Linked DNA regions of Homo sapiens: region 1 is linked to region 2. The links are chromatin contacts, found by Hi-C or POLR2A ChIA-PET in ENCODE. All regions are on one chromosome and are shown on one strand. Each heading gives the region's core, a stretch centred on a gene start or an enhancer-like site at or near the end of the contact. The rest is flanking DNA. Distances are from core to core; before and after follow the strand shown.

What was found. A loop is a pair of places that touch in the nucleus more often than their neighbours do. ChIA-PET counts read pairs that join two places held with the same protein, here RNA polymerase II (POLR2A). Pooled maps may share reads with other maps.
Region 1: a pooled map shows a loop between it and region 2 (2.2-fold over the local background). The contact joins two enhancer-like sites. A Hi-C loop is called at or near these places in 1 of 37 single-sample maps with no recorded cell type and 1 of 50 pooled maps. POLR2A ChIA-PET finds 5 or more read pairs at or near these places in 1 of 52 experiments (activated T-cell).

The regions. Positions count from the first base shown.
Region 1 is chrX:10,096,708-10,100,032 of GRCh38, reverse strand. WWC3 (WWC family member 3) reads right to left here. Exons shown (of 24, transcript NM_015691.5): 9 at 1,454-1,527. Among named protein-coding and RNA genes, the nearest start is that of CLCN4, 59 kb to the left of the region's middle. RefSeq lists an enhancer at 1,600-1,649. Within about 2 kb of position 1,437, at least 12 of the 41 ENCODE cell types and tissues checked have a DNase peak (open chromatin) inside an H3K27ac peak, as active enhancers do.
Region 2 is chrX:7,119,113-7,122,580 of GRCh38, reverse strand. All of the region lies in intron 1 of PUDP (pseudouridine 5'-phosphatase), which reads left to right. Among named protein-coding and RNA genes, the nearest start is that of STS, 27 kb to the left of the region's middle. Within about 2 kb of position 1,905, at least 5 of the 41 ENCODE cell types and tissues checked have a DNase peak (open chromatin) inside an H3K27ac peak, as active enhancers do.

The DNA.
Region 1 (3,325 bases), core at 188-2,687, 3.0 Mb before region 2:
TTATCCCAACATTTAGAAGGTTACTCACCATATACTGGCACCATCTCTAGAAAACAAAGAAATCACTTGCTATGTTTGGTAAATGTCACAACCAAACACGTAACAATCATGTTCCTAAGTGTAGCAAATTCCAGCACCCACACTCCGCAGTTTCACCAGAAACAGGCAAGAGCAGACGAATACTCAGAAGAGACAATCGCTCCTCACAAACTCTTGCAGGCTACAGAGAAGGAATATGCATGATAATGAAGAATCACCACACAGACAACTGGTATTGCCAAATGAACTTGGCACTGTTCTGTGGGGAAATTTAAAGCCCACCACGAGTCCATCCTAAAAAGCCAAGAGGCACTGGTTAGAAAACCTCCTAGAAAACAGAAGGCCCATGTCCGTTTAAGTTGGCCCTGGAGCACTGAATCATATGATGTGCTTTTGTTGCTATTTTTACATTTTTTAAAAAGCCAACAAAGTAGCTTTCCAGACGTCCATGAATGGTACAGTGTGCTGAGCAGGCCTAACTGTTTAGCTTCCAGAAAGAACTCCCTCACCCCACCCGACATTCTGCTATTCTGCTCTCCCCGCCCCCCATGACAATATTTCATTTGTGACTCAAGTAACTTTTTAAAAAAGATATGCTTGATACTCTTCTGAAGCACTTATTTGGAAATAATTTGGCTTTAAGACTCTTTCCAGAAGGCACAAACTAGAGAAAGTCCCTAAAAAGAGAATACAAAAGTCAGAGAGGAGAAGAATATTGAAAACGGGAGCCCTGCACAGCTGAGGAGACACGTGACGCCCTAAAATACTATGCCATGCGAGGGTTCGGAAGCCTCTCAGCTTTGTGCATGTCAGAGGATGAAGACTGGAAGGGAGGGAGGGAAGTGAGGAAAGAGAAACACAAGTGCACAAAGTGGGTCAAGCTGCAATTTGCAGGAGGCCAATGGTTTACGACACAGGACAACATAAATGGAATGAAATCAATTAGGTACTGCTCACCTGTTGACCTAATGCTTATTGAATGTCTTATAACCAAGATACATGGCTTTGCCCATTAGCTTATGGAGTTAGAAGCCACACATATAAAAGATCAAGTGGTTTCACTTATGACACCCTCTGGAACTGATGCTCGTCTATTGGAAGGAGGGAAGGGAAGGAGGGGTAGAGGTTCTGAACCACCGGGGATGACAAAGCCAAAAAAGTTTCTATTCTTATGGAATCACGTCTGTATAACTGTTTGTAATATTGCAAATTTCACATTTTAAATGCACTTGAAATGTTGTCATATGTATGTATTAAGCTACACGTAAATGAAGATCCTTGACTTGGTATTCTATCAAACGCTGTTCTCCGATGAGACGTGACCAATCACACACAGGAACTATGCCACGCTTCCTTCCACAGGAGAAAGTAAGTAAGTAAGCAGAAGGCGAGGTTGGAAAAAAGTGCTTCTTACCTCTTTCTGGCTTCTTCATATTGCCAATTAAGTCTGACTCGGTCTACAAGTCTTGTTTTATCATCAAAGACAAACTTTCCGGAACAGAAGAGAGAAAAAAAGAAAGGAAACGCATATTAAAAACATATTTCCAAAATAGCAACTTCACTTAAACTTTCGGCAGCAATGAGAAATATTCTTCATCTCTTTCACTTTCAATCTGTGCAAGGTCTGGAAGGAAACACTGAATAACCCTTTGCGGCCACCCCTGGCTGGGGAGGGGGGAGGGGGAAGGGAAGACTCTTGCTTGCCTAAACTGGTAGGGTTTTTTGTTTTTTTTTACAGCAGCAGCATATCTATCTATTCTGTAATTCCAAACAACAACCACAAATTAGGTTTTAAAAGAAGTAGGAAATTACTTAGTAAAAGTTGATACAAAGGCAAAAACCAGTCACCCGATTTTGTGCAGTACATTCTCTAATTCCTCAGTAAACGTAAAATAATGATGTTCTACTCAGAAGCTCCACGGTCTGAGGAAGCTGGACTAGCTGTGTGACGGATGGGCTGGTGGACGCCTTCTGATGCCACGAGGTGTGTTAAAGAACCAAGGGCAAGCCAGGCGCGGTGGCTCACGCCTGTAATCCCAGCACTTTGGGAGTCTGAGGCGGGCGGATTACGAGGTCAGGAGATCGAGACCATCCTGGCTAACACGGTGAAACCCCGCCTCTACTAAAAATACAAAAAATTAGTCGGGCGTAGTGGCAGGCGCCTGTAGTCGCAGCTACTCGGGAGGCTGAGGCAGGAGAATGGCATGAACCCAGGAGGCGGAGCTTGCAGTGAGCCGAGACTGAGCCACTGCACTTCAGCCTGGGCGACAGAGCAAGACTCCGTCTCAAAAAAAAAAAAAAAAAAAGAACCAAGGGCAAAAGGAAAGCAAGCAAGGTCTCAAAAAGCCAGAGCTCGGGGAGTACCAATATAGAGTTAGCCTAAATGCGGTGCTCTGTGACGAGTAGATATACTTAAATATTTTTGTACCAGTTACATTGATGACAATAAAATCCTACACAAAACAAAAAAAGACATGTACAGGAAGTAACTGTAGTACATTTTGGTTAATTCCTCATTCCTGCAAATATTCACACAACTCCAGTTTCAATAAATCAGCTCCATCTGTTGATCTGACCTTACTAGATCACATATTATGGCCACCAAGTCTTTACATTTTTGAAATAACTTCCCATCAACAAGTATCTGAAAATATTCAACTTGAATGATTAGCAGTGAATTTATCGACACGAGTTTTGATCTATGTTGATGAAAAATGTCTTCGCAAATTTATTGCCTTGAATGGCAAGATGAAAAAGTGCCTTACAAGGGACTGAGCATTCTCCAACCAGAATGACAATTGTTCATGGTTTCTTTTTTTGAGACAGGGTCTCGCACTATTGCTCAGACTAGAGTGCAGTGGCACAATCACAGCTCACTGCAGCCTCAACCCCTTGGGCTCAAGCGATCCTCCTGCCTCAGCCTCCCAAGTAGCTGGGACTACAGGCATGAGCCACCACGCCCAGGTGGTTGCCCAGCCATGTTGCCCAGACTGGTCTTCAACTCATGGGCTCAAGCAATCTGGCCACCTCTGGCCACCTCAGCCTCCCAAAGTGCTAGGATTACAAGCATGAGCCACTGTGCCTGGCCACAATTATACATGTTTAAACGGCCTCATCCAATGCTCCTCTCCAGCTTCCTCAGTATAAATATATTTAAGTGGCAGTGCCACAGCTCCAAAAGCTGTCCACAGTGGAGATGAGCTACTTGCCATTTCAGTCCCCTCTTTATTAGTGACCCTGCAATCAACTCATCAAGATCAGTAAACATCATCTCTCAAACCTCTTC
Region 2 (3,468 bases), core at 656-3,155:
CAAAGCATATCAATCTGTTATTTCATCACATACCTGCTGCCTTCTTAAAGGAAACAGGAAAGCATTCTTTGATCAGCATCTACAGGGTCTGAGATTCTGCTTTGAAAAAATCCATGTAGGAAAAGCGAGAAGGAAAGGAAGTACACAGGAAGGGAGAGCCAATTCATCTCTGTGACCAGAAAAATTAAAAGTTCTTTTTGCACTGGTCATCTACTGCCAAATATGTGCTTTTAAATGGGAGAGAGAACAATATGCATGTACATAGCAGTATTATTCAGTATCCTGGGCTTTTTCCTCTTCATTATGGTTATCAGATTTGTGTGCAAATGAATGTAAACACACACACACACACACACACACACACATATATGGGTTTTTTTTTTTGAGACAGGGTCTTACTCTGTTGCACAGGCTAGATAGAGTGCAGTGCAGTGGTGCAACCATAGCTGACTGTAGCCTCGAACTCCTGGGCTCAACCGATTCTCTTACCTCAGCTCCCCGAGTAGCTGGGACCAGAGGCACATGCTACCACACCCAGCTAATTTTTAAATGTTTTTTGTAGAGACAGGGTCTCGCTGTATTGTCCAGGCTGGTCTCGAACTCTTGGTCTCAAGCAATCCTCCTTGCCACAGCTTCCCAGGTGCCTGGGATTACAGGCATGAGCCACAGCCCCCAGCTAACATATTCTTTAACCCCAATATCTACAGGATTTAAGACTCTCTCTGTTGGATAGCTCAACTTAAAGATATGGTAGAGCTCTCCTGAATTTATAAATCCAAATCAACAGTTATTTATTCTCCCAAGCTAGGGACCCACCCTCCTTATGGTCGCAGGGGGTTCCCTGGCACACTGCATGCTAGTTAGAAAGCCCTCACACTGACCCCAGGCTCCTCCCTATATGCCTGTACCCTTTGGCCACCTACCTGTGGATCTTTTCTCTCTGGGAGCCTCCTTGTTCTCTGTGTTTGGGACAGGCTGTCACCTTCTGTCAACTAGGGTACCTTGCTCTTAAATTATCCCTTCAATCCCACCTCCACCATAATTAAAGTTAAAACAGTAGTGGGACCTGCTTTTAGCCTGCAGTGTGTGGGCGTGGAGGGAAGGCACCCTGAAGCTCCAGGGAAGGAATGGCGCCATACTTTGTGCGCTCACCAGTGCCCCAGAAAGGATGGCACTGGGGACAAGAGCCCCAAAACATGGGCATCCCCTCCTCCCTAAGAAGGCTCAACAGAGGGTCCCCTTCAGGGATTCCATCAATAAAGAAAGCACATTTTATGAAGGGGAGTTGAGAAGTCCCAGGAAGATTTCCTCACATTGGATTCCAGGGGTCATTTATGAGTGTTGTGATGGTCGGTGGGTATTTTTTGTCATTCAGGGCTACTTCTATTAACATTGTAACTGTTCATTTTTTCCCAACCTAATAAGTTTTTCTTTTTAAAACAACTTTATGGAGGTTTAATTGGAGTACAATAAACTGCACATAAAGTATACTGTGTGACCAGTTTTGGCATGCAGTTACCGTGACACAGTTCCCACACCCAGATGACAAATCTTCCCACAACTCCCAGAAGTTTCACGTGCCCACTGCAACCCCTGCCTCTCTCTGACCCCATGCCAAAGGAACCACTGGTCTGCTTCTGAAATTAAAGATTTCCTAGAATTGTATATAGAACCACACAGTATATGTTCTTTTTTTAATCTGGCTTCTCTCATTGAGCATAATTTTGGGAACTCATGTCATTGTGTGTACCAGTAGTTTTTATGCCTTTTATTCAGTTGTGTGGCTGCACCACAGGCTGAATATCCATTGACCTATTGACAGTCTTGGCTTCTTTCCAGTTTTTAGCTGTTACAAATGAAACTGCCATAAATATCTGTGCCTAAGTCTTTGTGTAAACATAGGCTTTTCTTTCTTGAGTAAACATGTAGGACTGGACTGATTCCTTCCTGAGGATTGTATGGTAAATTTATAGTTAACTTTTAAAGAAACTGCCCAAAGAGTTGCTATGTTAGCCTTTTATTACTGCTGTAACCAGTTGTCACAAACAGTGGCTTAAAACAACACAAATGTATTGTCTTACAGTTCTGGACACCAGAATTGGTCTCAGTTGGTAAAATCAAGGTATTGGCAGGGCTGTGTTCCTTTCTGGAGGCTGTGGGGTATTGGCTGTTTCCTTGCCTCTCCAGCTCCTAGAGTGGCCGCCATTCCTGGGCTCTGACTACCGCTCCTCTTCATACCTTCTCTCTCTCCCTCCTGGCCGCCTCTTATAAGGACCTTGTGATTATATTGAGTCCACCTGGATAATCCAGGGTCACCTCCCCACCTCAAGATTCTTAATTACTTTTGCAAATTCCCTGTTGCCATGGAATTTAACATTCACAGGTTCTGGGAATTAGGACTTGGACATCTTTGGGGGACAATTATTCTCTCTACTGCAGATTGCGTCATCACTGAGTTGTAAAGTTCAGTTCCTTACGTATTCTGGATACGAGTCCTTTGGGTGTCTGTGTGTGCATGTGTGTATGTATGTATTGTAAATATTTTCCCTCAGTCTGTAGCTTGCCTTTTGCTTTCTTATGTGTATGTGCCTTTTAATTTTGAAGAAAGCCCCTTTATCCATATGTTCTCGTACGACCCTTGCTCTTTGCGTTCTATGTATAAAACCTTCACATAATCCAAGCCTCCAAGAATTTTTCTCCTGTTTTCTTTACAGAGGTTTATGATCCTAGGGATCAATATTTTTCCCCAATACAGATATGTTTTCATACAGATAGGTATGGTCTAGCAACACCTTTTGAACCAGTTCATTTTTTAAGTGATTTTTTAAATTTAAATATGGATGAGAAAAAAATTCTTAGACCAATTCCCATACCTATTAAATAGAATTGCTAATGCCTGTGAATTATGCCACATGCTAATCAAGAGTTTTACTTTGCAGATGATCACTCAATTATCTTTACAGATCTCTATTTTAAGCAATCATATTTATTATTTTTTCTCTACAGTTCAAAAATGATAGCTTACAGCTACAGGAAGCGATATATCAAATACTTAAATACTTTTTTCTAAGCCCACTAGAGCAAGCTTCTCATTTGAGGCAATATTACTGAGACTCTTAATTTTATGCTTAATTATTCATTTCAGTCCTTTAAATTCCTAAACACGAGAAAGCACTAGCATTTACATGCAGGCTCATTTGTAAAGGTGAAACAGTGACAGCACGGTGCTGTGGAAGTTTCTATCCTGTATATATAAAGCACAAAATACGTTAGTGGTTGTAGGGAAAAGCGCGGTAGTGCTCACAGCGTGTTAACAACTTGCAACATTTGTTGAAGAACAGATGATTGCACTTCTCATCATTTGATGTTCTCATCACCGTGTCTTCTCCCTTCTCATACTGCTAGGAATTTGTGCTTGGCTTGTAACATTGCTTCTACCTGACTTCTGTTTTCGGGTCTGAGAGGACA